Linked DNA regions of Homo sapiens: region 1 is linked to region 2. A link is a loop called in an ENCODE intact Hi-C map of the cell type or tissue named here. Cell type or tissue: A673. All regions are shown on one strand. Links, peaks and the distances in the headings refer to the core of each region. The heading gives the core; the rest is flanking DNA. Region 1 overlaps RBMS3 (RNA binding motif single stranded interacting protein 3). Region 2 overlaps RBMS3 (RNA binding motif single stranded interacting protein 3).

Region 1 (15,684 bases), core at 2,739-10,738, 170 kb after region 2:
AATATACACAAATATGTAAACACATATATACACCATACACACACATGTGGAATGAGATAGAGTAGCAAATGTTCCAATATGTGGGTATTCCTAATTGCAGAGTTTGAAGAAAAACACTAAGAAAGGTAGATAATTAATAATTACCAACAATTAATCAATAAATAGTAAGGGTAATTTAAAAAAGTATTTCATAAAAGCACCTACCACCAAACAAAAATCAGAAATGAAAGCAAAACCAACAAACCAAAAAGAAAACCAAAATGAAAGGCTTTCACTTTTCCTGGAGACTAGAAGAATTACTGGCAAAGTTTCCAGATCTAATACTAATTCGTGTCAGCCAATGTGATTTCAAATGCTGTAGAGTTCAAATGCAGAATATACCTACTTCTAAAGAACTTTTGGCTCACATCTATAATAACTTAGCATATGTTTATCAGTGAAATTTTGCTAATAAGAAACTGCATATGTGTTAAAATACAAGTGTTGATCTCTCTTTTTCCTGGTTTATAATTGGATCTCATAGAAGTCCATATGCCCCTTGGTAGAAACTTTCAAGCAATAATTAATTATGTTGTTTTAAAATATTATTGGTTGTTTTTGGTTGCTTAAGTTGTGAGTATTAGAACCACATTAGCAAAATCATCAAGTAAAAAATACATAACTCTATTTGATTTGCTATACAGAGATTCCATGATGAATAATTAAAATATTCCCACCAGACTTTTCCTTTCAGATGGCAAAATGAAGCATGATTACAAAATCTTCCTTCCTACAGACCTAATTATAAGCAAAAGAACAGCAAAAATGCCCAGCTTCAATCAAGCAAAGAAAGTAGCTTATAGCTATTTAAGAAATAAATGTTTCTATAAATCTATACTCCTTTAACGCAAAATGGCACACAGAGCTCGTCTAATATTAATAATAAAAAACTCCTGATAATAAAAATATCTGGTTTATTTGTACCAATACACACAAAGTCAAATGCCACCATCACATTTAATGGGGAAATAAGAATTGTTCTCATTATAATGAAGAACATAATAAAAATGTGCCATAATTTGATACTGCTCTGGAGGTACTAGATAATGCAATCAGATAAGAGAAAGAAAAAGAGTTGCAGAAATGGGAAGCCAGAATCAGACATATTTATCACCAATCTTAGGTGATGTGATTACACCTAACAAAACCCAAGAATATCAAATTAAAAATATATTAGGAACACTAAGATTATTCTATAAGAAAGCAATATATAAAATTGCCATTTAAACGTATTAAGTATAATGAAGGCATGAACCAATTTTCAATAGCAAGCAAAAACATAAAATACTATATACACAATGAAATACTGTACAGCCATAAAAAAAAAAAGAATGAATGTATGTCATTTACAGTGACATGGATGGAACTGGAGGTCACTATGTTAAGTAAAATAGGCCTGGCAGAGAAAGACAAATATTGCATATTCTCAGTCACATGTGGGAGCTAAAAAAGTTGATCTCATAAAGAGTGAGAGTAGAATGATAGAAACTACAGGGTGGGAAGTGTTTATGGGTGCAAGAGGGATAAAGAGAGGTAGGTTGATGGGTACAAACATACAGTTAGACAAAAGGCATAAGAGTGATTATCCAACAGCAGAATAGAGTGACTATGTTTAACAACAATGTATTGTATATTTCAACCTAGCTAGAAAACTTGAATTGTTCCCAACACATAGCAATGATAAATACCCAAAGTGATGGATACCTCAAATACCTTGATTTGATCTTTATACACTCTACTGCATGTAACAAAATATCACATGTACCTTATAAATATGTATCATGTATCAGTTAAAAATAAATATAAAATACTGGGTATAAATCTAACATAAATTTATATCACTTAAGTGAAGAAATTTAAAATTCAACCACATACCATAAAATATTTTAGTGAATAAATAGATATATCATGCACTATAAAAGGGGGACCTGAATGTATAAAGAAGCCAAAATTGTTCAAAATTAACTTATAAGTAAAATGTAGGCCCAAATGAATTATCCATAAATTAGTGTATGTTTGCAAAAACGAACAAAATATTTGTCTCAAAAAAAGACGCAGTTGCAGAAAATTTTTGAAAATTAAGAATCAAGAAGGGAGAATAGTCTTAAAAATAATTATGAAATCATAATTTTTAATACTCTTTTTTGGAGAAGAGATAGATCTATAGCAAATGTAAAAAATAGAAGAATTCAGAAATATAACCAAAACATATGAGAATTAAATCCATAATGACGCAACCAAATTTCAAATCGGTATACACGGAGAAGTTATTCAATAATTACAATAATTAGTGTTGGGACTCTAGGTCCAGTTGATTGGACTGAAATTATACACAGGTACGTGTGTGTGTGTATGCAATGTATGAGCACGTACATGTGTATTCCATCGCTTACACTAAAATATAAAAATAAATACAAAAAAAATCTAGAAGAAAGAATGGTTGCATTTATTCATAAGCTTTGGTGGGAAAGGTGTTTAAGTAGACATCAAAACCTAGAAAGCACAAAAGAAAAACATATGAGATATTATTATACATATATTTTAAACTTCTATATGGCAAAAATATCATAAGCAAAATCAAAATGCAGAAAACTAATTGGGGAAAATCTATGCAATGCCTTATCAAATACATATGTATTTTCCTTAATCTAAAAAAAACTCAAAAAAGTCAGTAAAAGACAATACAAAGTGAAAAATCTGTAAGGAAGGGTAGGCTTCCAGGAGAAACATACAAATATTTTATCCTCCTTTGTAATGAAGTAGATATATAGTAAAATTAAGAGATTGTGTTTTTCACAGTTCAGATTGGCAAACATTTGTAAATACAGTGATTGTAATGTTAGAGCAATTATGAGGAAACACAGAAAACTGTACTGGGTGAAGTGTAAATGCATGGATAATTTCTTATGGGCAGTTTAGCAATTTCTATTACAATAACAGAAAACTCAGGATTTCTTTGATGTAATACAGCAACTCTTAGAGAAATTAATCCTAAGAAGACGATCCTAGAGGTTCATAAGGAAATTTGCAGGAAAATGTTCATCACGTCATTATTTGTATTACCAATGAAAGCCTCCATAAGAGTGGACTAATTAACTACAGCAAATACAACGTTGCTATTAAAAAGAATGAGGTAGTGCTTTAAGAGAAAAAGCAAAATGAACAACTGAGGAAAGGAGGGAAGAAATCAAGTAAGCAAGTTGGTATAGGCATATCTATAATAACTTTATATATGTGCAAATATATATATATACACATAATATTTTCTAGAAAAGCAGGCAGAATTGTTAATGGTAGATTTGGAAGGAGAAAATGGCACAGAAGATGTCCACTTTTCCTTTTATAGCTTTCCATAGTATTAATTTTTTTTTTTTACCATGCACATTATAGTTTTTTGTTTTTACTTTGTTTTTCTTTTACCTTTTATGGCAAAAGGCTTATCTGTGCAGTAGATTATGAAACATTTTGGGGGTCCTTTTTTATATTCCTTAACATTAAAAGAAAAACACATTATTTAGTAAATTTAAAACTATTCCCCTAAACAATCGATTACCATTCAAAAGAAACTAAGATACTCCATATTCGCGATGCTGATTAAGGCTCACTCAAGACAGACACTTTCAGAGCAGAGCATAAGCTTTGTCCCAGGAGAGAGGGAGCTTAGTTCTCTCCATCTCTGTGGCCCCTGTACTGTCTACTATAGTGCCTTATACATACATGAGATGCTTAGGGCAATTTCGTCACATGAAGACCTTTTAAGATTGAATTGTTTTCACTTATTTTACATGAAGTAAACTAACTGAAATTAGTTTACTTTATATAATTACCTATATGATTTTCTGTTCTGTGGACATCAATCCCTGTCTAGACAAATTTTACATATATTGGCAATCTCTAAAATGAAAGAACCAAACCTAACTCAATTGATCATTCAATTTGCAAACAAACAAAAAACAACCAATTATGAACCATGCTAACTAGCAGGAACAGTCATCCCTTAATTCTTAGCCATAATTTTATAATGACAGTTTTTTAAAAAATCCCTAACTTTCAAAAATGTTCAAAATGAACAACTAGATTTTTTTTTTTTTTTTCAGATGGAGTTTTTACTCTTGTTGCCCAGGCTGGAGTGCAATGGTGAGACCTCGGTTCACTGCAACCTCCGCCTCCCAGGTTCAAGCAATTCTCTTGCCTCAGCCGCCCGAGTAGCTGGGATTACAGGCATGTGCCACCATGCCCAGCTAATTTTGTATTTTTAGTAGAGATGGGGTTTTCTCCATTTTGGTCAGGCTGGTCTCGAACTCCCAACCTCAGGTGATCTGCCCACCTTGGCCTCCCAAAATGCTGGGATTACAAGCGTGAGTCACCTCACCCGGCCTGAACAACTATATTTTTATGAATAAATCGAGATTCATGGGATGGATTCACAAAGAGAAACAAAAAATTAGTTCTGAAGGCTATCGGAATTTAACTCATTTGCAACAGCATGTTACATTGGATTCTTTAACTGAGGCACCAAGATAAAACAGACAGCAGACAGCTGAGTTGTTAGACACACGATACAATACCATTTGCAAAATGTCAGAGTAGGGTGACAGAGAGCTAAATGGCCTAAAATCTACATTGAGGATTAAAAATTAGTGCAAACCAATGAAACCAGGAAGAAGGACTTGTGTTAAAGATCTGTTTGGAGAAAGTTATTCTGTGCTTGCTTCTCAAGTTAAGACAGAGGAGCTTCAGAGGGACCCCTCAAGAGCTTAATATGTTGCTCTGAGTTAATACGGCAAAGTGAACTGTGATTGGTCCCTATACAGGAAACATAGAGGACAAAGTAAGCAACTGATGAACTGCTTTGGGCACAAAGTAGAAAGGTGCAGCTGTATTGGGATTGACCTGCATTCTCAGACTTTGTTGGAGCCAGGGATCAATGTCCCTGGACAAGATGTGGGTTACAGAGGAATAGAGAGAGTACGACTGTAGCTTTTTTGTCTCCTGTCCAGGAAAACCACTGGAGGCTAATGAGATTCCTGCAGAGAGAATTTTAGGAGTAGATCTCCACGGGGTGCAAAGGGAGCAGAGAGCTGGAGAAAAATCTATCATCAATGTCACAGATGTGCTTTCAAACATCCACAGTAAAGGCCTCAAAGGAGCCTAAGAAAGATCTCAAGAAAGAGAGAGACCTGGTAAGAATATACAAAGCCATCTCAAGAAAGTCAAGTACGAACTTCCCTACCTTCCTCACCTGTCCTCCCCTACCCTCTCACTTTGACACTAGCAGGGTTAGAAATGAGAACCAGCAGTTGAAGAATGAGGTGAACTGCAAGAGAGGAAAGAAAAAGAAGCACCAAGCATCTTACTCTCAAGTCCCTTCTACTGCAGACTTGGGCTGGAGGATGGGACACAATGTTAATCTACATTTTTATTAAAGATGGATTATTGAATGGGAGCTGCACATTCTAATTTCGGAATTGAGCCTCAATTTGCTACTTAAAGTGGATCCTGGTCTCTGTGACCTCATTTAATTAAGGAGGAAATTGGAGCTCAGGGAGTTTACGATTTTTGGTTTTTGCCAATTGCTACTCAACTTATTAGTGAAAAGCAAAGAGTAAGCCACATTTTTATTACTGTATTGTAACCATTTTTAAACATAAAGAGTGTTTTGATTTGATTTTTTTTTTTTTTTTAACAGAGAGAAGTCAAGAGTGAAAATTTCTCACGGCCTTAAGTCTACCACAAATATGTGGCACTATAATAAAGTCTGTTGATGAAATACATAAATTAACTTTCATTTTCTGGAGACAGTAAATGCAGTGTTTTGTCTGACTATATGCTCGATGAACAATGTAGCATTTTATAGCATTTCTTTTATGCACAACCCCACCTGCATCGATTATTAATATTTCCTGACTAGATTAAAAGTTTTAGAGATAAATTTGCCTGAAATATTTTAGTTCAATGTCCCCTTTGGGGAATTATTTTCAGCCTTAACAGCTTAAATGACAATGCAGTCAGGAGACTTGAAACAAGACGAAAACAAGAATACTGAGGAAAAAAATAAATTTCCAACTTTATTGATAAAGAGACCCTACACTTAGTAAATTTCAAGTATGCAGCATCCCGGAAAACTCATGTGTTGTTTACTTGTCATTTACTTAAATGACAAGGCAGTGAAGAGACTTGAAACAAGAGGAAAACGATGGAAAAAAATAAATTTCCAACTTTATTGATAAAGAGACCCTACACTCAGTAAATTTCAAGTATGCAGCATCCTGGAAAACTCATTTGTTGTTTACTTCATTAGCACTTCATGTATATAGCCAACTTTATTGAGTATATTAATGTGAATAGGTTATTGTTATGATCATAAACCTAAGCTTTAAGGCCCTTATCATCCGGAATGTTTCAGTATTTCATACTGCTAGAAATTTTGTGTTAAAGAAAACAAGTTTGCATTCTCTCCCTCTTAAGGGTGCTGCCACGGCGAGTTTTGTGGGGAGAAATAAACTGAACATTTAATTCTGTCCCCACCCTATACTCCTCCCAAAACAAACCACTTGAATTGTAATTCCATCCAAACTCCCTCCAGACTATGGTTCATGAATTTCAGGGGTAAAATCTTTGTCATAACCTTGGAAACTGCGTGGAATCCACATAATTGACTATTTCCTGTGATTTGTCAAAATGCCATTCTTCCCAATAGACCATTTTCCCCCCATCGCGAATGCACACACCCATAGATAATAACTTCAATTATCAAGAATATACAAAATAGACTATAATTTAATAGGATTACAAGTGTATTTCATTGTATTAAATTAAAATAAACAAACCCCTAGACCTTTCCTCTATCAATTTTAGTCAGCATCCTGCATGCAACGAATGAAACCTATTTATTAAATATCTTTAAATATTATAGACCTAGAAATAGCACACTTACCTACACATATTTATGTGGCACTTGAAGAATACTGATTTACATGAAACTTAAAAGTGCTAGAAAGTTAACTTGATGCTTTTCAAAAATTCTTTTAAACAATTTCAGATCTTATTTTAAAAAGAAAATGAAATAAATGACAGGAATTGGCATGATGTTTATGACTTCCCCATTATTTGTCTCTCTCATCAGCCTCCAGAGTCTTCATATTTCCTTTTGGTCACCAAAGGAATTCCCAACATTCTTGGTGAAACTCCTTGTTCATGTAGCCAAAGGCATTAACTGAAAACCTACCACCAGGCTTCACAGAGCACAACTAGAAAAAAACCTGAAATCTGGCAAGAACTTGTTTTTCATAGTGCTTTTAGTTAGAAACATATGGTCAATAGCCATTTAAATGTTATGTTTGCAGGCCAAAGGAGTTCTTTCACGTAATGTTTACTTTGTGTACAAAGAGCTTCAACACCACAATAGCATACATTTGCTTTTATAGAAACTAAGAAATGTTTTAACTAAATTGTGTCTGCAAAGAGTTCTGAAACATGCCCCTGCTAATGCTCATTAATAATCTCTAAAACCGATTGGTCCATGATAGTTCAGGTTTTCTGAAGATATAAGAATGAATTGCTGGCCAGGCGCGGTGGCTCACGCCTGTAATCCCAGGCCAAGGTGAGTGGATCACCTGAGGTCAGGAGTTCGAGACCAGTCCGGTCAACCTGTTGAAACCCCATCTCTACTAAAAATACAAAAATTAGCTGGGCATGGTGGTCGGCACCTGTAATCCCAGCTACTCGAGAGGCTGAGGCAGGAGAATCACTTGAACCCGGGAGGCGGAGGTTGCAGTGAGCTGAGATCGCGCCACTACATTCCAGCCTGGGCGACAAAGCAAGACTCCATCTCAAAAAAAAAAAAAAAAAAAAAAAAAGAATGAATTGCCTTTACTAGGATTCACAATAAAACAGAAATAATCAAGAAAATGAAAGCATAACTGGAAGAAAAATTTCTCAGTCCTATTATTTAGGCATACTTAAAAATATGGCTTTGGTTGCCTCAGCAAACACACAAAATATTGAGGCCCTACTATGTGCTAAGCCATCTGATGGTAATTTGGGGTACTTGTATTCTCTCTGGAGAAGCAATATGCAAGTAAATAGTTATTGTGATTGAGAACTGTCTTATGTCAATATGGGCCAACTCCAGTTCTATGCAAGTATTCCCTTTGTTTCTTGAACGTGGCTGCACGCCTATGCCCAGTCAGCCACCTGGCAAAAGGGGCTGGGATAATAGACCTAAAGACTCACAGGAAAACCAACATAACAATAATCATAGTTTTAAACTTTGCAGTATCCTCTTGATAAAAGAAGAATGACATTGTTTTAACATACATCTTCACTTTTCCCTTCTCTATATAAAAAAATTGGCTCCTCTGGCCATTTGTACAGTCTGGGGGTATAACCAAACCATTTTTCTAATTAGTTTGAAACACTTCTCTTACTCCAATTAATCATTTTAATTATGCTGTCAACATCTGTGTCGGGACTTCAATCAAACCTGTTTCCTTAATGGCCTCCTCTGGCCATGAATTGTCAGTCTGTCCCTTAAAACATCAGACCCACACATAAACCTGGTTACATGAATTTTCTGGGAGTCTCTAGTAAGTTTCATTAGAGCATGGTGAGCTTTCCATTTGGATGAGAAAATTACATGCAAGGCAAGTAAAATATACAGATGGAAAGAGCTGTCTCCTATGACAGGGCTTCTCATGGAGAGAGGCATTTTATGTCTTTCAGAGGAATCCCCATAAAAGCAATGGGGGAAAAAATTAAGGTTTTAGGTAAAGTATAGCTGAGAGGAAGAAACAGTGAGAGACAAAGAGTGGGGGAAAAAAAAATCCTCCTCCTTTTAAACTGCTAGAATGTAGAGCTTCTTGTTATTAAATATTTCTCAGTCAAGAAAACTGAAATCTATAGCATTTCTGTGACAGAAGCAGATAAAGCCATGAGTTTTCAAGAGACAATTTATTCATTCTTAGTCTTTCTGTTCTCTTCACAAGGGAAATTATAGACAAGACTATCAGGTAGAATTCATTGAATAAATAATGCAAATTGCTGCCCCTTAGCTCTAGAGATCATTTAAAATAATAAAGGAAGTATAGATGAATGGGAGGACCCCAGTCAATAGCTCACTTCCACCATAACTAACAAGTCAGGCTTGAAGGAAAATAGTACAGCAGTAATTTAACTTCAGGGTCTTTAACAAGACAAATATCGCTGCCATCACAGTTGGCTAAATGGTGTTATCAGGATGACTGAAATTCAACAACTGATAATTAAGAATCCTCCAGCCCTTTGTGGAAAGACATTTTGTTGAGCTACAGAGAAATCTGTAGGTCCTGGGCTTGAGTTAAAGGGGACAGCCACTGGGACTGTCTACACACTGTCTTTTCTGAAGAAGTTCCTTATGGAGAAAATGACAAGATAACCTATTTTATTTATTTCCTCTATGCTTAAATGTTGAAAAATTTAAATAATCCTTTTTGGAAAGAGAGAAAGGGAAATATGTACATGAAAATTATAAGCTTAAGCTACTCCCAGAAAAATACCAGTGACTACCTCAATCCCTTGCCTTGTGGTCTGGGTGGCAAATACTGGTAAATATATACAAAAAAGGATAGTCACCTTTCTAAGGGTAGCCTGGTTGCACATAATAGCTAATTGATTTTGGACTGCATTTAAGACATTATCCTCAAAAAAGGGAATATCATTTATAGACACAAGAGTCTTATGAAGCTAAAAATAGTAGCCATGATTGGGAACTTGCTCTCTACCAGCAGTTCCCAAAAGAAGATTCAAAACTGCTGAACTGAAGCAGAACCAAGGACAATTTCAATTTGCCCTTGTTTTGTTAAGAGAAATACTACGTTTTTTGGAGTGTCTGTTCTACTTTTCAGGAAGTAAGCCATTGCTATTGTGTGATAAAATTCTACAGACCACATGGTACTGTGACAGTGTTCACAACTGTTTAGCACTCCATGATGCCTAGCACAGCACCTGGTCGACAACATGCCTTTACAAATAATGGATGAATAAAAGTGATATGAAAAGGCTTTCCTTACAAATATGAGGGAGCTTAGTTTCTTTGCTTTAATGAAAGGAAGGACAGACGTAAGGAAGGAAGGAAAGAAGGAAAGGAGGGAGGGAGGAGAAAAGGGAGAAAAATGTAATTTCTTCTGTCTGGGGTCAATATAGGCAATAATAGAGACTTAGGAAAGAGATCTAAGTCCAAATGGCAGCTTCACCACCCATTATTGTATGCCCTTAGGCAAGTACTTGTACTGTACTCACTCCCCATTTCTGTATCTGTAAAATGAAAACACTGTTATTTATGTTTGCAGTCCATTATTGTAGTGAAGGGCAAGGATAATGGAGGCAAACTACCAGTGTGCAGCCCAATCTGCTACATAGCATAGCAAAATAGGGAATGCAGAGAACGGTCTTAGTTCAAATTCTGTCTCTGCTACTTACTAGTTGTGACCTTAGGATCAAAAGCAGCAGGAAAGTTAAATTTATGCCACCATATTTAATTCTTCATTCTGTAAAGGAACTGTTTTCTAGTGGACAATGAGGTTGAACTGGTTTTCCTCAGTGCCTTCAGTTCACCAACATTCCAGCCAAGACCTAAGTCGTATTCCAATTGAGAGGCATGTTGTCTTCCATTTTTGAAGTTAGGAACATTTTTTTTTCTGTGATTTGATACTACATACAAAATAAAAACTGTTCATAAATAAGGGTAAAATATTAGCCGTCTATTTAAGGGAAACTATAGTCTATTAATTAGACAGATATGTAAATTTTTTTTTCAAGTAGCAAGTTTATTTTGAAAGATCCAAAAATAATTCACTCAGACTAAAGTAGTTAATATGTCAAATTGCATTGTTCTTCTTTGTCAATTAATGTAGATTTCTCAACATTATCAGTGTCGGTACAACTAGATAAATAGAAAACACAATATTTTCTTAGGTAACTGGCTATATCTTAAGAAATTTCTTTTAAAAAACTCCCCAAACGGCATTATTTATGCAAATACTCACTTGTTATAAGCCAATCCCAAAAGATATTTCGCTCAGACCACAACTCATAACCTCTGTGTACGCATGGAAGCTCTTCCTTAGGTTGTTTTTATACTACTACATTAGATCAACAATATGGATACAAACATATTACTGAATTGAGTTTTATGTATACAGATACAAACTTTTCACCATTTCAAAAGTATCCTACTGAATAGCAACTATATAAGAAACCAGTTGCACTAAAATTCTTTCCTAATAGCCCTACTTTTAAAATAGCTTAAACATAATACATAACATGCATCTAAGTAGAATTTCAGTCTCTACTCTCACACAAGCCAGTAAATCAATTTTTCCATTAATTTCCATTTATTTGGCTTTTTTGTATCTTATAAACTTAGAATCATATAATTTTATAGTGAGAAGGGGCTGGAGGATCTTCCTCAACTCTTTCTCAAACAAATGAACTATTTGTATAATGTGTGAAAAACTGTGTAATTCAACCACTACGTATAGGTTTTAACATATACTTACCTGACTATATAATTGATCGAAGTAGAAGTAAAACATAAGTTTCAAGGCAATTATATTTTTTATAACTATGGAAATAAATCCCTACCCACTTGATAATATCCTCGGCATATAGCTACGTTATACTATATGTTATCCATTGTGTTTTCACGATCCAAGCTTTAAATTAGCTATTTATTGTACTGTGATTCTTAAAGATACTATAAAAATACTTTTTTCAATGATTCTAAACTTTCAATACCTTATTCAAATAGAAATGGGAGGTGCCAATAATAGACACAATGGGTAAGGCACAGGTAAATTAATTTTTAGCATATTCCAAATCCAGAAAGGCAACTGGCTAAAAATATAATCAAACTAATTAAAGATTTACCATTATCTGTCCACTTGAAATTGGCCTCAAAATTGGTTTTATGACTGGGCAGCTCTTCCATACATCTGTGAGTAGCAGAAAGAACTAGGTCTCAAATCTCCTCGGATGATCTAGTAAATCAATTGGTAAGAAAACCAGGTTTCCATTTTCTGTTCACACCTGAAGCCTCCACTTCTGGAAATAACTCAAAATTCAGCACAGACTATTCTTGATTTATTCCATGTTGTTACTTCAAAAATATATCTCCTTATCACATCAAGAATCGTATTCTTACTTTCAGACTTCTCTAGAGTCACCAGCTACTCCAACTGTATCTCCAGGGATGCAATCTGACTAAATACATGATGTTTTATGAAGATCAAGCAAGAGGGGTGAGGTTGCACATTCGAGAGAATATGTGTCCCGTCAGTTTTAATCCAATTAAATGAAATCCAGTTAGTAGTGTTTGGCATCATACTGAAAATGAAGAGTTCAGTTCTACATTTTCAGAATAAAAAATGACTTTAGTTTGTCTTCCTTGTTTGAGGGTAATTATTATTTTAGATGGTGGGAGGTGAAAAATAATAATTTCATATATGTTAAATAGGCAGAAATTCTTATAAAGGATTATAAACCACTAAAGACAAATGCATGCTGTTAGTTAAGAGCAGTAAGAGGAAGAGAAGCCAAGTGGAGGTCTAGGGACAAGACCACAGAGCTGGGGGTCATCAGTGCAATGTTCCAGCCTCTGATGGGCTCCCAGAGAAATGAGCAAGCTCAGACAATTCACTTTACCTCCTTGAGCTTTAATAACCTTGCTGGTCAAATTGAATATTTATTATATTACTTAATATAAAAAAGTAGAAATACAAATAGATGATAAAATAAAAATACTTATAAGATTTAAAATATTATGCTTGAGATGGCAGAGTGGTATGGAAAGACCACGGATTTTAGAATTAATACAAATAAGTGTTCAAATCCTCCAGTGAGTGACAATGGGCAACATAATGAAATTTCCCTGAATCTCTTTTTCTGACAAAGTAGTGATAAAGCCAACTTCACAGAGTTGTTAATAATTAAATGAGAGAATATACAAAACATTTTGATTCTTCTGTATTTCATAATTTTGTATGCAATTACCACTTGTCAGTTTCATTACTTAAGATTTCATTTATTTATATCTGCATACGTATAACAGCATTTTATGTATATATGAATTTTTATATATGGATTTTTATTTCTACAAATACAGGGATTTTTCATATTTACATGGATTAATTTTCCTTTAACAAGAAAAAGGATTATTGCTAGTGGCTGGCTCTCCTTAATCACTGCAAGAGTGGTATGGCGCTTATGATAATGATATTTCACATGTTGAAAACTAATAAAACAGACAAATATATTAAAAATTATTAAACTAAGTTTAAATTAATTTAAAAAGCATTACAGATAGCATTTTATCTATTAAAAAAGGATTTAACTTAAACTTTTTAAAAATGATATATATAATAGGAAGGAGGGATAGAAAATATAAAATGTACTTTATTTGCTACCATTTCTGCTATGTCACTGAAATACTATGATCTAATTATCTTGTCAAACTGAAAAAGCGAAGCACATAGAGAAAACCAAGATATTTGACATCTCCTAAAAAGTAGAATTGGTTTTAGGGGATTTTACAGTAAAACCAGCTTTGCTTGTGCTATAATAGATTCAGGCAAAAGGTATTCCTCTCTTCTAAGGATATTTGACTTTTGAACAGAAGAAAAGATGTGGCATTTTGTCAAATCTCTCTAGTACAAACTTGGAACTGACGCTATAAAGAATATGATGAACACATATGATTTTGAGATTCATTAAACTCAATTTATTTGGCAACTAGAGAGGGTATTCAAAGTCCTTCATTAAGTCCAGGGAAAACTTTTAATACACAATTTTAAAATTAGACTTTGCAAAATTGCATTCTGTCATAAGATAACACCCCAATGGCGGTGTCCATTGGCCAAATAAAAAACAGAAAAAGTAAATGTGCTAAAGGAAGACAAGGCCAGCTTCATGGGCATGAAACTGGTACACAGAGCTCTTCACTTAGAGGGACACCATTCTTAGTTTAATTCTTTGCTACCACCTCTGAAATACTTATTTTTGTTGTTGTTGTTTTAACCAGAAGCCTCATATTATCATTTTGAACTAGGCTCCACAAATTATGTAGCCAGTCCTGGGAGAAGACAGACAAACTCTATCAAAATATCTTCCTATATGTGCTTGACATTACTTTGATCTAGGATTGTGCTTTAATAGAAGATATCTATCAGTAGAGACCTGTCCTCAGCAAAAATGCAAGGCAATGTTTGTGTCTGGCCCCAACTTGGTGTTTTTGCACAACGTTTTCCCTTGGCAGCCATCTCCTTAGGTGCAAAGGATGCTACTTCTCTCATTTTCCTCCTACCTGCAGGCAACAAAATGTGCTGCTCACCCTACACTGATGCATAGTCAGACAACATACTCTGTGCCATCTTGTGACTTTAAGGCAATAGTTCGTCTCTTTTCAAGGCATTTCTATTATCCTTGAAATCTTCCACTAATGCATTCAAATTTTTTACTCTATTAAAGGGTAACATAACTTCTGAGACTTGTGAATAACATATTATTTTAGATAGCAGTTCTTGCCAGAACTCCAGGAATTGTACTTGTGAGGCAACTGCTTATTTAATACCGCTATTCCCCTCACTAAAAAGGGATGACTGTTCTGACCACATCATTCTTTCTTCTTAAAAAAAAAAAAAAGTTAAAGTCTACCTGAGATCTAATCACTCTGCAGTGTCATTAGGAGTTAAATAACAGCTGTAAAGCTCTCCTGATCCTTTGCTTAATAATCATGATTAATGACTGCAAATAGTACTGTCCGACTATTTTTGGACAACAAAATATCAGAAATTCAGTTCAGAAATTCCACATCTGCGAGGACCTGCAGCCACTTCCTGGTGCTCAGACCAGCACACGAAACACTGAGAGAACAACTGATTTCTTATTAGGCACACTTTAATGCTCCCGCCCCCAAGATTTTCATTTGTAAATGCCATTTGTCTTGGTCTGTCTTCAGGCAGACAAGGATAATGAAGTGAATTTAGTGTCGGTGAAAACAGGATTGGGGCCTAGAGCTTGAAGAATGAGGCTTCCCTACTTATCTCCAGAAGAATTACGGCATGGGCCCTAGAGAAGTCAGGCTTCCTCTACTAACTCATCCTTTCCACAGCCCTGTCAGGGGATACCACAGGTGGGGGTGAGAGGCCAACAAGAGTTAGAGGATCCTGGAGTCTCCTGGCTTACAGTGGCTGACCTCTGAGTGAGGTCTGCTAGCAAAGATGACAATTAGTAGCAAGAGTGGCAGAGACTAACAGGTGAAGCAATCATTTGAAATTAGCAAGGAAAACACCTGCCAAGAATCATATCAAAATTGATGATGCTGTTCCACTCAACCATAACATGGTGACAAAATTTGTTCTAAACCGTATCAGAAGTCTGGAGTAATAGCTGATACGGTGGTTCTTAAGAGACATTACTCATGCAAAAGTAATAAATTATTTATATAATAATAATAATAACAAATTATTTATGGAATAAGGATGAGGAAGGAAGGGAGAAGAGAGGAGAGGAGAGGAGAGGAGGAGGAGAGGAGAGGAGAGGAGGAGGAGAGGAGAGGAGAAATCCTAGACAGCATAATCTAGACCAGTAGACCAGTAACTCACACATTAG
Region 2 (15,684 bases), core at 3,001-11,000:
CAGGAATAAAGCATAATACATCCTTCATATTAATTTGTATATAGTGCATATGTGTTTTCTGATCTAAAAAAACCCTCCCTACGTGTTTATTAAACTATATGTATCGAAATGAAGATATACTCTCCTTCTTCTCAGTTTATGTTGGCTAAACTTGTTTTGTGTAAACCTTGCACAACTTTTGTTCACTTTCTATGCTGTTGGTGTATATTTAACTCACTGAAAACATCTTTTGCAAGATAAAACAGCTAACGAAAAACCAGTATTTCCCTTAAATCTAAAAAATCAGTACTGTCCAATAGAAATGTAGTGCAAGCCCCAAATATTTCAAATTTTCTAGTATCCGAATTTTTAGAAAGTAAAAGGAACAGGTAAAATTAAATATATTTAATTTAACCCTAGCTATAAAAAATATTATTATTTTGACATGCAATCAATTTTAAAATTATTAACAAGATACTGCACGCTTTTTAATAGTAGGTTTTTAAAACTTGGTTTGTATTTTACACTCACAGCACATCTCAGTTTGGACTAAGCACATTTAAGTGCTCAGTAGCTACACTTGGCTCCTTGACTACCATTGCTATGTCTAGATCATTAGAATGAATGGACCTTCTTAATATTGGGACTAGGTTGCCAGATTTAGCAAATAAAAATACAGGATGGCCAGTTACATTTGAATTGCAGATACACAATGAATAATACCTGCATGTGACACATTATAATAAAAATACTTATATGAAACAAGTACTAAAAATGTATTCATTATGTATCTGAAATTCAAATTTAACTGGAGCATCTGTATTTTATCTGGCAACTGTGATTAGAACAGAAGGGTCAGACTTTTGGCCACAGACTCAATAAATCACAGTAAAAGTTATTATGTGGTGTAAAAAAATCACCATACTTAAGAATGCTATCGTAAAGCTCCCATTTTAATAATAACAAGGCAGTTTGATACTATTTTGGGGGGAAAATGAGGTCCAAGCTTGAGATTTCCATAGTAAAATCTATCCCTTAATGTTATCCTAATTGGTCTAGTTGACAGGAAGTGTGAAAGCCAAGCAGGAGATTTTTCATTCAGATAGAAACCAAACAGCAAAAGAACTGCCAGTCAATTAGTTAACTAAGATTTGAGTTCTGTTGGTTGACCTCTGAGTTCCACACCCTCATCTGAGGAGAATGGCATAGGACTGAGTGGTTTTCAGACTGTTTTCAAAAGCAAAATGTTTGTGACCTTTCTATTTTTTGCTCCTTTTATATTTTGTTTCTCAATGAATGAATCAAGACAGTTGCTTGGAGGTCGTTCTAGGCTCCTTCCTCTTCTTCACCTTGCATCCCACATCTGTCCCTTCCATCACCCAACGGAGTCAATGTGCCTTTCTAACCCTTCTTGAATTCCCTCAATCTGCACTGACACAGCCCTCGCCTTATTTAGTCCTCATAATTCCTCATTTAGGTTCTACAGATGGCTTTCTTCTTCTCTTGGATAAGTTTCTATACCAAAATAAGTTTGCAGTAGTGTAAATGCTGAGGTAACACATCTATGGGGCTTGAAACATGGACAAATTGCTTTCTAGAAGGGTTGTACCAACTTACGTTACAGATATCAACAGAAGACATTGTAATTTCACTGTCACATTGCCAGTTCATGCTATTATTACTTTTTCTTTTGGAACACGAAAATACACTCAAAGCGCAGAATTTGCTCTCTGCGTATTCTACTTTCCTTCAAATGGTTCATTACGATCTTACTAATATAAAATGTCCACTTTCAATCACTTGCTTCCCATTTCTCTTCTCACTCCAGGCCCCCAACAGCTTTGCTCACAGAAGTAGCCCTATCATCTACAGTTGTCTTTTGTTTTTAGTGAACATCATAATTAATTCTTTATAAGGGAAGTGGATACTTTGCTAGTTGAGACACAAAATTAGAATGTCATCTCTGCTACATATTAACATACAGTGTATAAGTAGACCTCTGCCTTCAGCAAATTGCAAACTGTGAATGAGCTGGAATATTGTACCAAATTTAAAAAATGAATAAAGAAAGTGGTATGAAATGTGTTGACGAGATGAAAATGGCTACTTAAACTTTAGACATGTCCTGCCAAGGTGAAAAGAGAGTTGCTAATTGATCCTGAAAACATAAATGTTTTCATATTCTTTTCTGTTAAAGGATGCACCTTTAATAATGACCTTCTTTTACTATACAATAGATCAGGAGATAGCCATGCACATTTATTAACAATAAAATCTCTGTATATTTCCTAAGGCATTTTTATTATTTACATGTCCACACATGGCGCTGGCTACTTTACTGACTAAAACAAGAAATAGAAGCATTAGTTTTGTACCCAATGCCATGACATGATAACTCATAAAATAACAACTGTTCTATCTATAAGTTTCCAAAAGACATTAATTTCTAAGTGGGTATAGGCCCACAGAAGGAGGGTGGATATTGGTTTAGTATTTCTCCAAATTTAACCACAAACAGTTGCAGTTCTTGACAGTAATACAGGTGCTAGCTACACCCAATAACCTGTGCTTAGTACAGTATCAGGCACCTAATGGTCACTCAGTATATACCCATGTGCATGTGAATGAATGCCCTGCTCTCAGAAAGAGATAAGAGGTAAGGATTATCTAAAAAATGTAGGCATTGTGAGTTACTCTTACTTATGCACAACAGGCCTACTTTTTGCCTTTTTAGCTACCCTAAGATAAGACAGTTTTACAAAAGCTACAAGAATGATTATTTAGGGGGAAGAAAAAGGTTATAAAGAATTTCTGAGGAACAGGAAATAAAATAGAAAATTCAGTGACTTCACTTAGAACTTTACTCACAGTATGTACCCATTTCCTTGACATTTTTTTCCCACAACTACAATTTTTGTCTTTCAATAGGTTTTTGATCTGCCTTGACTTCTATATGATTTCTTCTCTTAACTTATTGAAAACATCTTCTGTAAGATAAAACAGCTAACAAAAACCCAGTATTCCCCCTAGGTCTAGAAAATCATACTGTCCAATAGAAATAGTGGACAGTAGCAGTAGACAACTGTCTCTGCAAGAATATGAGATCATGTAGGGCCGGGCGCGGTGGCTCACGCCTGTAATCCCAGCACTTCGGGAGGCCGAGGAAGGCGGATCACGAGGTCAGGAGATCGAAACCATCCTGGCTAACAAGGTGAAATCCCGTCTCTACTAAAAATACAAAACAATTAGCCTGGCGTGGTGGCAGGCACCTGTAGTCCTGAATACTAGGAAGGCTAAGGCAGGAGAATGGCGTAAACCTGGGAGGTGGAGCTTGCAGTGAGCCAAGATTGCGCCACTGTACTCCAGCCTGGGCAACAGAGCGAGACTCTGTTTCAAAAAAAAAACAAAAAAAAAATATATATATATACACACACACACACACACACACACACACACACACACATATATGAAATCACCTCACATACACAGATGAGAATTTCATGTTTTTCTTTTCTTTTTTTAGAGACATGGTCTCGCTGTGTCGCCCAGGCTGGAGTGCAGTGACGCAACCAAAACGCTCTGCAGCCTTGACTTCCTGGGCTCAGGTCACCCTCCCATCTCAGCCTCCTGGGTAGCTGGGCGACAGACACGTGCCACCATACCCAGATAATTTTTTGGTATTTTTAGTAGAGATCGGTTTCACTATGTTGCCCAGGCTGTTCTCGGACTTTTGGGCTCAAGTGATCCACCTGCCTCAACCTCCCAAATTGCTGGAATTACAGGATTGCACCACCATACCTGGCTAGAAGTTCATGTTTTAATGCATTTATTGTTTCAACATGTACTGAACACTAATGATAACCTAATTGCTAACTCAACATCTCCTTTCATTCTTAAATCTTCTAAGGTATTTGATACTGTTGAGCATTTCATTTTAAAAATATTACTCCTAATTTTTGTGATATTGCTCCCCTTTCTCTGATATTTTCAGCTTGCTCTTGAAAAGTTCCTCTCCTTGGCCAGGTGTGGTAGCTCATGCCTATAATCCCAACACTTTAGGAGGCTGACGTGGTAGGATAGCTTGGGGCCAGGAATTAGACACAAGCCTGGGCAACACAGTGAGACCTTCTTAGGCATGGTGGCATGCACCTGTGTTCCCTGCTATTCAGGAGGCTAAAGTGGGATGTCTTGGCTACAGTAAGCCATCATTGTACCACTGCACTCCAGCCTGGGCAACAGAGTGAGACTCTGTCTCAAAAAACAAAACAAAACCAAAAAACAAAAACAAACAAAAAAAAACTTCCTCTCCATAGTCTTCAGGCTTTATGCCACTCTATGTGTTTTCTTAGTGATTTCATCAACTTCTGTGGTTTAGATTATTCTGACACTCAGATCGTCATCTCCTGACCTCTAGGCCTGTTTATATCAACTTACCAAATTTTTCATCGGATGTCCTAGAAATACATCAAACTCAATATATCTTGAATCACATGTATTATTTTATTGGTAAAAACTGATCTTACTTGATTCTCCACACCTCGGCTAAAACGATCATCACAGATGCAGTTGCCAAAGTCAGAAACAACAGTATCTTCCTTGATCAATCCCCTTCCCAGCCTGCCTCATCTTATTGGTCCCCATGTCTTCCTGATTCTCATTCCTAAATCCTGTCCCCACTTTATCTTTTGTACCCTTAAAGTCCCTGGTCCATGTCCTCTTCAACTCTCACATAAACAATTCCAATATCAATTTTGACGGAATTCTCTTCCCTACCGGCATTCTGTTTTGGCATGTGCCTAGGTATAAAAACTACTATTTCCAACATCATTTGGGTATTAAGAACCCACGACCATGTTACAGTTTGGGGCCAATTATAAAAGCACAAAGCTTTTGAACAAGGACACACTCAGCTGGCACTTGTCTTTTGCCCTTTAGCCTTCCTGGTCTTCCTGCATGTACTGCAAATGTAATGCTAAAGTGGACTAGCTCTCTGCAACCACAAGGCAAAGGCAGGAAGTGAAAGGTACACACCAAGTGCTGAGTGTCTAGATGGAGTCACCCTACTGCTCTGGATTGCTTACCTTCAGTCTCCTTCTTATGCGGTGTGAAAAACAGTTTAAGTCAGTGTTTAGTCATTCTTTCTATTATTAGCACATGAATGCAAGAGAAAGGATACATCCTTCCAGCCTGTCTTCCTGCATCTAGCTTTCTTCCTTCTTTGTCATTCCAAATTCTTTGCCAGAATCGACTTTCCAAAATATTACTCTGGCCATATTATTTCTTCTGCCTATAAACCTCTCCTTGGTTTCCATTGCCTTTATAACAAGCTCTTTACCCTAGCCTTGATGCAAGACCCTTCACCATAAGACGAGCTTGCATTCAGATTATATCACTTACTGTTTCCTTATGCAAGCACTGCACTTTGAAGACATCAGAAAATGTCATGCACTTCAACAACTTTCTGCCATTTCCATGCTCTTTCCTTTTCCAGGTAAATCTTTTCCTGCTATCCCTGCTAGATAAACTTACATTCATTTTGGAGAGCAAAGCTCAAATACTACCTTCCTCCTGCAGCTTTCACCTAAGCCTTTTCCAAACTTAAGGTCGATTTGACCACTTCCTCATTCTTTCTAAGAGCATGTTATTTACAGCACTACTGCATAGTACTTAAGAGCATATATTTGGGAACTTCCTGGACTCTATCAGGCTCTGTGACTTTGGAAGCTGATTGATCTTGAACATAGTGGCTCATTACCCTCATCTGTGAAATGCTGGTAACGTTGACATCTACCTCGAAGGGCCTCTGTAGGATTAAATAAGACATCTGGAGTTATTAGAAGAAAATCTGACATGCATAAAGTACTCACTGACAGTTAGGTATTATTTTTAGCTATTATCCTCATATTATTATATATATGCCTATCATATATACATATATATGCCTATCATATATATATATGCCTATCGTATATATGCTTATATATATATGCCTATCATATATATATGCTTATCATATACACATATATATGCCTATCATATATATGTATGCCTATCATATATATATATATATATATATATATATATGTGCCTATCACACATATATATATGCACCTATCTCTCCTCCCCTTGAGCATTTGGGGATAAATCGCTTCCTTTTTCTTATCCTCAGTGTCAATCACAGTGTTTTTCCAAAAGTACATGTTTGACAAATGTTGGATCAAATCACATTAGATTGAGCAACTCGTATGTGTAAATCCCATTCAGTGCTAAATGTCAGGTTACTAAAGTTCATTTTAATATGTGTTGCAGATGTTAAATGAGAAAACTACTACCAATCCCCATCCAACCCAAATCATTCTTGTCAAGAAAGCTTTTGAGATAGAGGAGCGACTACCTCTAAGGAAGTCTGAGTAGCTTTAGGTTGCCAAACATGGTGAGAGAGCATTCTGCCACATAAATTCCCCAGAGACGAATATAGGGAAGTACTAAAAATTTTAGAAGAATGGAGAATTGTGTCATTGCTACATCCTTAACAATGTTTAATTCAGACAACAGTCCCTGATTTTTTAAAGTGTGTAATAATCCCTTCCTTACATACTCTATGTTTTACCAATCTATTATATGCTTCCTATTCTAGGCTACTTCACGTTTAAATATAAATCAGTGCCTTCAAACATGCCAGGCACTGTGTTAGGCACAAGGAATAGAAAGATTAATAAGATTCTCCAGCCTGGGTAGAGAAAGCAAGGGCAGAGAATGCTTTAGAGAGTTATGAATATGATTCTATTTCCCCAGGGCATGATTGTGTCAAAGGAAGTCAGGAGTGTTGAATTTTGAGACCACATCCAACATTTTATTCATCTCAGCTATGGAAAAGCTAGGCAAGAAGGAAAGTATAGAATGAAATTAGGAAAGGAAAAGAACACATTTTTATAAGCTTGACTGTGGCCCAACAATATTTTTTTTCAAATAGAAGGCAACAGAAATGGGCAAAATATGTGGTGTCTCGCAAAGACAAATTTTACAGGCACCCTGCATACTTCTCACAAACTCTGTGTCCTCCTCCCAAATGAAATTATTATATATATAGATCATTCTAAAAGAACTGAAGAATCCTGGCAGGGTAATTAATGAATGACAGATCAGTCACCCATGTGAAAAAATAAAATGTGGCAAGAAATTATGGCTTTGTCAAGAACTTTGAGGTTTTTAAACTGAAAGCAATTTGTACAGTGACTATTGTGACCATACAACTTCCTAATCTCAGTTCCCATAAAGTCTGGGTGGGGGCCAGTTGGAATGGTTCATCTCAGTTGCAGAGATATCGTTCACAGAGGAAATAAAAGGATTTTAAACACTGGAGTCATTTCCTTTGGTTCTCAGGTCTTTGGTTAGTGATATCTTCGGCTCAATTCCTGCAGCCTAGCTTAGAAAAATAACGAAATCTGTTCCCTGAAAGGTTTTCCAATCAAACAAGTACAGTTTTCAACTCAAAACATTTAAGTCCAATAAAAGATTTTCCTTTGCCAGAGGGTTCTAGGAAGACTAACACCTTTCTAAGGTTCAGACTGCTCTCTAACAAGTTACATAAAAATCCGCCACCAGTGTAAATGTCAAATGCGAAAGGATGTGTTCAGGAGAGAGACCTATATAATCAAATCTCTAGCTGCTCCTTTGGAACTGCTGCTGAGGGGTCTTGCTGAAAATAATAGGGCCCTTTTATGACACATAGCACAAATGGTAATAGCAAGTTACCTCTCAAGTGGAACCTAAGAACTCTGGAATGGTTACCTGAATGTGGTGAGAGCAGACAAGCAGCGCTTTCCAAATATATCCTTCAGCTAAGGACTTTTGGAACTGCTGCAAGATTATAAAGAAAGGATAGATTGTTGGAATTTTCCTCTGCTCATATATATGCATTCTAAATGCCAAGGTTGGAAGCCCAGTGCACACAGTATTGTTCACATGCCACAGAATTTGAAATATTAGACAGCCTTTGTCCCAGATTGATCTACAAGGAACAGGAAGTATTATGGCTGTACCACCGCCGCTTTTTGTTTGGTGTGGGTTATTTCGTTTTTATTTTCCCTGAAAAGTCCTTAGTAGTAATCCTCAAGTCTTTGGGTCAGTTTCTTGATGAAAAGAAAGTCATAAAGTAGGATGGATCAAATATCAAATGGAAAATATAAATAAATAGAATTATGTTTATATCCTGATATCAAATCTTAAAGTTTTAAGACTTTTTAAATTACTTATTCCAGATATATTTGTGAATACTTATAAATCTTAATTATTAAATTAAAGAAGGATTAATGCAACATTTATAATCTCTAGATAATAATTTAATTCTAACTAATGTCAGATGAATCAAAATTTGTTCATTGCACTTATCACATGCTGCAGCTAAATGATAAATTACTGTTTTTAAAACCTTTTTCAAATGCCTAAATCCAACATTTAGAAATCTTTGATATATTTATTTAGAATTAAATTAGTATAAAAATGACAGAGCAGTCCTCTGCTTGGTAAATAATCCTGACTAACTGATGAAAAATAAGGAAGACCACCTTTTCATTGTGCAGACTTTCCCATTTTTTCTTTCTCTTGACTCTTATTTTTAGTAAATCTGAATAAAGAGTCAGAAATGATAAGGAAAAGGAGGCTTTTACTAAATGTGTCAGAAACACCTAGTGTTTCTGAAACCAGAAAAGGGAAAAAATATTAGTACCATAACATAAGATTTTAATTGCATGCAAATTTAAACCAAATGTTACTGGGAACGCTTGCCTTTTACTTTCTAACTTCTTCTCTCCAGGGAATTCCAAACCCAGGAGCACAGTGTTAACAAAGTGGCTCTGAATATGAACAGAAATGAAATTTCTGTTTTCAGTTAGTCTTGTGATACATATGCTTTCATTTTTTTCCCAAGACACAATTGGATCCTTCAACTTTAAAGTCATAATGTGAAAATCCCATTTTTGTTATTATTCTTATAAATGGTGAAGTGGTTGAGTAATATTCTCCAAATAAAGGCAAAAGGGGTGTTATTCTTTATGTATGATGGTCCTATGAGTAGGGTCCATAATTTTAATTATTTGTGCTGATTCAAACTCTTTTGCCTGGCTCCCCTTTATTTCCAACAGCAGACATTGGCAGTGTTGGGCTAAATATAAAGTTGAGGTCTTTTGACATGAGTTAGAATCAGTAGACCCAACATCGTGACTCACAGAGGCACCAACAAATACCATGGAAAAGTAAAACTAGTTCTCCACATGTTATATACTGAATATTAAAGTGACACAAAACACCCACGCACAGAACTAGTTTTATGCTATCGCCTGTTCATATACCTTATTAGGATCACTGTTAAATTTGAGAATCACACTTATTTTTAGAAATTTGGTTTAAAATAACCTTTTTTATTTATTTTATTTTATTTGAGATGAAGTCTCTCTCCGTCGCCCAGGCTGGAGTGCAGTGGTGCGATCTCAGCTCACTGTAACCTCTGCTCCTGGGTTCAAGTGATTCTCCCGCCTCAGCCTCCCAAGTAGCTGGGATTACAGGTGCATGCCGCCATGTCCCACTAATTTTTTGTATTTTTAGTAGAGGCAGAGTTTCACCATGTTAGCCAATAGGTCTTGATCTCCTCACCTAGTGATCCACCCACCTTGGCCTCCCAAAGTGTTGGGATTACAGGCGTGAGCCACCACGCCCGGCCAAAATTAACTTTTTATTTTAATCAGTTCTCATGGCATCTGTTGAAAGATTTTCTCCTTTATCACTAACCAAAAGGAAACTCAAATCTTTTCATAATAAAATATTTGTAAAACATGCAGAATAGATTTTAGCACAGAGTGGGCACACAATAACTTGTAATTTTAAACAAGAGAAATGCATAGCATCTGCTCATATCTTTATAGGAAAAAATAAACAATGCTAACATAACTAAAGCAATGCTGCAAATAGTCAACAATATTACAAATTGAGCATCCCTAATCCAAAAATCTGAAATCCAAAAGCTCTAAAATTTGAAATGTTTTGAGTTGCTTATATGATGCTCAAAATTCATGCTCCAAGAAAATGCTTATTGGAGCATTTTGGGTTTTGAGTTTTTGGATTTGAGATGCTCAATTAGAATGCAAATATTCCATGATTTGAAAAAAAAATCTGAAATCTGAAATACTTCTGGTCTCAAGCATTTCAGAAAAGGGATACTCAACCTGTATCATATGGTACATTATTTGACATAGGCAATAGAAAAGGGACTTTACCAAGAGCTAACCTAGGCAGGGAACCCTCTATAAAGTAAGTAGAATTTAAGTTTGCCTAATAATCTAAGTCAGGTTTAGAATGGAAGAAGAATAATGAGCTGGAGTATGAGCTGAGTAAAGACTGAATGGTGGTATAAGTATAGCGCGTTGGGAGAGTAAAGTGACTGGTCTTCTTGGTGTCAAAGATACATATTAGAACAAGGTGAAAATCACTATGGGTTGATCTATGATATCAGTGCTCTTTAAATCTATACTGAGAAATTCAGACTTGATAAAGAATGAAATAACAAGTCACATACAGGTTTGAAGCAGCCAAATGTTGTGATTAAAGCATTGTTTAAAGAAGCAGTGTATCTGCAAAAGTATGGAGTCCACAGGTACTTAATAAGAAATTGTGCTTATTCCATCTCTGTGATAAATGGCTGCAATTTTATCCCAGTTTCTAATCACAGCCAAAATCACATGCATGATCATTTTTTTGTGCTATAACCATGAATTGAGAATCTGAGATGTGGTTAAGCCATTCATCATTTTATTCTTTTAGACATGCATTGGACAACTACTTCACGTGCAAAGCATGTGCTAAGCATGAGTGAACAAGAAATGAATACGATACAGTCCTTTGTTGTTGTTCTGAATAGGTGTACAATTCTCACTCTTGATAAGCCCATAGTTTAAGTGAAACATGAATAAAGAAAAATCACTGATTATACACAGCTTGCTAAATTCTGGGTATACTTTTGGGAGAACAGACTTGTATTAAGGGATATAGAGGAAGGATACCAAAGGCAGCTTGGGCTAGCGTGGAAGGCACAGGGAAAGCTTTGAGGAATTTATCAGCTGAGTCTCGCAAGTCAAGGAAGAGCACACAGGCAGCATAAAAGAGGGATGACATGTGAGACATTAAATACCCAGGCTTTAAAACAAAGCAGACCTGAATTTATATCCCAAATCTGCTATTTCATGTTATGGCAACTTAGGCAAGTTCCTTGTCTCTTTCACCTAGAAAATGAAGACAATAATTATATCAATTTGAAAAAACTGCTATCATATATGTAAAACTCTTAGAATAATTTATGTACATAGAAAATGCTCACTATATATTAGTCATTATTAGTAAATGTGGGGTGCTTGTTACGTTACAGGCAAAGAGAACAGGCACCAAAGTATTTTTCCATGTGGCATGTAAATAATTAGGTATGGTTGGTTGGATATGTGGTAAGAGATAAGAATTGACCAGAGCCATCACTATGGCCACATAGGTTGCTCATTGTATAATTCTAGAGATGCTATTCACATGGAGTAGAATGTGAATACTCCCTACACTCAAGAGTTATATTTTGCAATCTACCCACCTGACAAAAGGCTAATATCTAGAATCTACAAAGAACTTAAACAAACTTACAAAAAAAAAAACCAACCCCATCAAAAGTGGGCAAAGGATATGAACAGACACTTCTTAAAAGAAGACATTTATGCAGCCAACAAACACATGAAGAAAAGCTCATCATCACTGGTCATTAGAGAAATGCAAATCAAAACCACCATGAGATACCATCTCGCGCCAGTTAGAATGGCGATCATTAAAAAGTCAGGAAACAACAGATGCTGGAGAGGATGTGGAGAAATAGGAACGGTTTTACACTGTTGGTGGGAGTGTAAATTAGTTCAACAATTGTGGAAGACAGTGTGGTGATTTCTCAAGGATCTAGAACCAGAAATACCATTTGACCCAGTAATCCCGTAACTGGGTATATACCGAAAGGATTAAAAATCATTCTACTATAAAAAAAAAGCGCACGTATGTTTACTGCAGCACTATTCACAGTAGCAAAGACTTGAAACCAGCCCAAATGCCCATCAATGATAGACTGGATAAAGAAAATTTGGCATATATACACCATGGAATACTAAGCAGCCACAAAAGGAATGAGTTCATGTCCTTTGCAGGGACATGGATGAAGCTGGAAACCATTATTCTCAGCAAACTAACACAAGAACAGAAAACCAAACACTGCATGTCCTCACTCATAAGTGGGAGCTGAACAATGAGAACGCATGGACACAGGGAGGGGAATATCACACACTGGGGCCTGTTGGCAAGTGGAGGGATAGGGGAGGTATAGCATTAGGAGAAATACCTAATGTAGATGATGGGTTCGTGGGTGCAGCAAACCACCATGGCACATGTATACCTATGTAACAAACCTGTGCATTCTGCACATGTACCCCAGAACTTAAAGTATAATAATTAAAAAAGAAGGAGATATGGGGAAAAAATAGATTATATTATACAAATGTACACTATTTCTGGTGTTAGAGAGGAGAGAACAAGCCAGATGACGAGAGGCCTTATATTATGATTAGTAGTTAGAAGTTTCTCTTTCTTGACATCTCATTCCAAATAACAGAGATTCAAAATTTCACATATATAATTGAATTTTAATGACAATATGAATCTTCATATTTTCTCATTATTGAAAAAATGAGTTTTTCTTGCATCTCAGTATTGCTAAATTGTGCTAATACTACTTTAGTCATTATTGTTGTTTTCTATTATAGATAGGAGAATTTTTTAAACATATAATGAACATTGAAAAATCAATACCTCACCACACAAGAACCCTTGTAATCACTTCTATACAATTCCTTTAGACCTTTGCCTTCTAAATGCATTATGTTTAGAGAATTGTGGTCAGATCATGGATACAATTATATAATTTTATTTTTTTGCTACCTTTTCAAGGGTTAATTCAGAAATATTTATTAGCTCATATTATGTGCTAGGTCTTGTTTTTGCACATATGGAAAAATATGCTCTCCCCATCAAAGAAGTCACAGTGCAGAGGAGAGAGACATGTCAACTGATAATTACACATATCAAGTAAAAACATTGTCAGAAGCCATCATACTTCACATTTTGACCTAGTTATTAGCAGAGCATACATAGATTTGTCTTTTTTTTTCGCAATTAATATCATACTATAGCTAGGTTTCCATGCTGCCTCAGAGTCTTAACAATTTTTCCTTTACATAATTATAAAATACTCTATAGTTTTAACCAGAGTTTAGCCATTTCTATTTGTGCATATTAGGTTATTTCCAAGTTTTCAGGAATACAAAGCAAAGGTTGCATTCATGTGTATAATTTTTCTATTCCTAAAACATTATTTCTGTAGAAAAAAATTACATAATCTAGTGTATGTACCTAAAGAGTATGGAAAGTTTATTGACTCTTGAAATGAGGTCATAAAAGAACCTCATTTTTTTTTAAATACAGCTGATAGTAAAGAGATATCCTAATGTTAAACTTCAAGGAATCAGAAAAAGAAAGAGAAATTAAGGCCAAAGTTAGCAGAATAAAAAAAAACAAAGATCAGAGCAGAAATAAGTGAAGCAGAACTAGAAAAACAATAGAAAAGGTCAACAAAACCAAGAGTTTTTTTTTTTTAAACAAACAAAATTGACAAACCTTTAGCTAGACCAACAAAGAACAAAAAGAAAGAAGACTCAAATAATATCAGAAATGAAAGAGGAGATATTATAGCTGATACCAAAAATACAAAGGATCATAGGAGACTTCTATGAACAATTATATACCAACAAATTGGATAACTTAGAAAAAATGGATACATTCTTAGACACATAAAACTAAAACATAAAAACCAAGACTAAACCATGAAGTAATGGAAAATCTGAACAGACCAATAACAAGGAGATTGAAACAGTAATAACATTTTTCCCATGAAAGAAAAGTCCGGGACCTGATGATTTCACTGTTAACAAACATTTAAAGAAGAACCGATACTAATACTTTTCAAACAAGACTTCCAAAAAATTGCAGCAGAGGGAATACTTTTAAATACATTTTATAGGGCCAGCATTTTCCTGTCATCAAAGCCTGACAAGAACACTGCAAGAGAAGAATATTACAGGCGAATATCCCTGATGAACATAGATGTAAATAACCTCAACAAAATACTAGCAAGTCAAATTTAACATCACATTAAAAGAAGCATTCACCATGATCAAGTGCAATTTATTCCAGTGATGTAAAGGTGGTTCAACATACATAAATCTATAAATATGATAAATCACCTTAACAGAATGAAGGACAAAAACCATATGATAATCTCAATAGTTGCAGAAAAATTATTTTACAAAATCCAATCCCCTTTCATGATAAAAAATCTCAACAAATTAGGTATAGAAGGAATGTATCTCAATACCTGAAAGGACATATATGATGGACCATAGCTAATATCTCATTCAATGAGGGAAAGTTGAAATTTTTCTTTTCTGAGATTAGGAACAAGACAAGGATTCCCACTCTTACCACTTCTATTGAACATATTACTGGACGTCCCCTAGCGAGAACAATTAAGCAAGAAAAAGAAATAAAGGGCATTCAAAATGGAAAGGAAGAAGTTAAATTATCCTTGTTTGTAAGTAACATGATTTTATCTATAATGTAGCCTAAAAAATTCCACCAAAAAACTATTGGAACTAATAAACAAATTCAGTAAAATTGCTGGATAAAAAATCAACATACAATATAGTAATATATGTTAAGTACACTTAACAATGAATAGCCAAAAATGCAATTTTTAAAATCCCATTTACCATCACTACAAAAATATCAAATACTTAAAATTAAATTTAACCAAGGAGATGAAAGGCCTGTACATTAAAAAAAGATCCAAAATTGATAAAAGAAATTGAAGAATACACAAATAAATGGAAACATGTCTCACGTTCATTGATTAGAAGAATACTATTAAGATGCCCATACTACCCAAAGCAATCTACAGATTAAATGTGATTGATATAAAAATTCCAATAACATTTTTCACAGAAATAAAAAAAAGTCCTAAAATTCATATGGAACCACAGTATTCCTCAAACAGCCAAAGCTATCTTGAGTAAAAACAAACAAACAAACAACAAAAAAAAAAAACAAAATTGAAGGCATCACACTACATGACTTCAAAATACACTACAAAGCTACAATAATAAACAGAGTATGGTACTGGCATAAAAACTATTACATAGATCAGTGGAACAGAATAGAGATCCCAGAAACAAATCCATGTGATTACAGTCAATTGAGTTTTGACAAAGGTACTGAGAATACACAAGAGCAAAAGGACAGTCTATTCAATAAATATTGTTGGGACAGCTAGATGTCCACAAGCAGAAGAATGAAATTAGACCTTTATTTCATACTACATACAAAAATCAACTCAAAAGGGATTAAAAATGTAAATATAAGACCTGAAACTATAAAACTACTAGAAGAAAACACAGCCGAAAAGCTCTGTGACATTGGTCTGGTCACTTATTTATTGGACATGACACTAAAAGCACAGGAAACAAAAGTGAAAATGGATGAATGGGACTACATCAAACTGAAAAACACAGCCAAGGAAACAAT

What was found. Peaks named below come from ENCODE experiments on the same cell type or tissue, not always from the same donor. Only the 100,000 strongest peaks of a DNase experiment are listed, where the experiment ranks them.
Region 1: a loop joins it to region 2, with 2.0 times the contacts of the local background. A loop is called at or near these places in 3 of 110 quality-filtered maps.

What each region holds. Positions count from the first base shown.
Region 1 is chr3:29,338,611-29,354,294 of GRCh38, reverse strand. The region is part of intron 1 of RBMS3 (RNA binding motif single stranded interacting protein 3); the gene reads right to left. Among named protein-coding and RNA genes, the nearest start is that of RBMS3, 65 kb to the right of the region's middle. In A673, for the core only: no CTCF peak of the experiment used is centred there; DNase peaks (open chromatin) are centred at 6,704 and 7,204; H3K27me3 peaks cover 1,954 bases.
Region 2 is chr3:29,505,030-29,520,713 of GRCh38, reverse strand. All of the region lies in intron 3 of RBMS3 (RNA binding motif single stranded interacting protein 3), which reads right to left. Among named protein-coding and RNA genes, the nearest start is that of RBMS3-AS2, 130 kb to the left of the region's middle. RefSeq lists an enhancer at 4,811-5,428. In A673, for the core only: no CTCF peak of the experiment used is centred there; a DNase peak (open chromatin) is centred at 6,423; H3K4me3 peaks cover 1,096 bases; H3K27ac peaks cover 1,915 bases.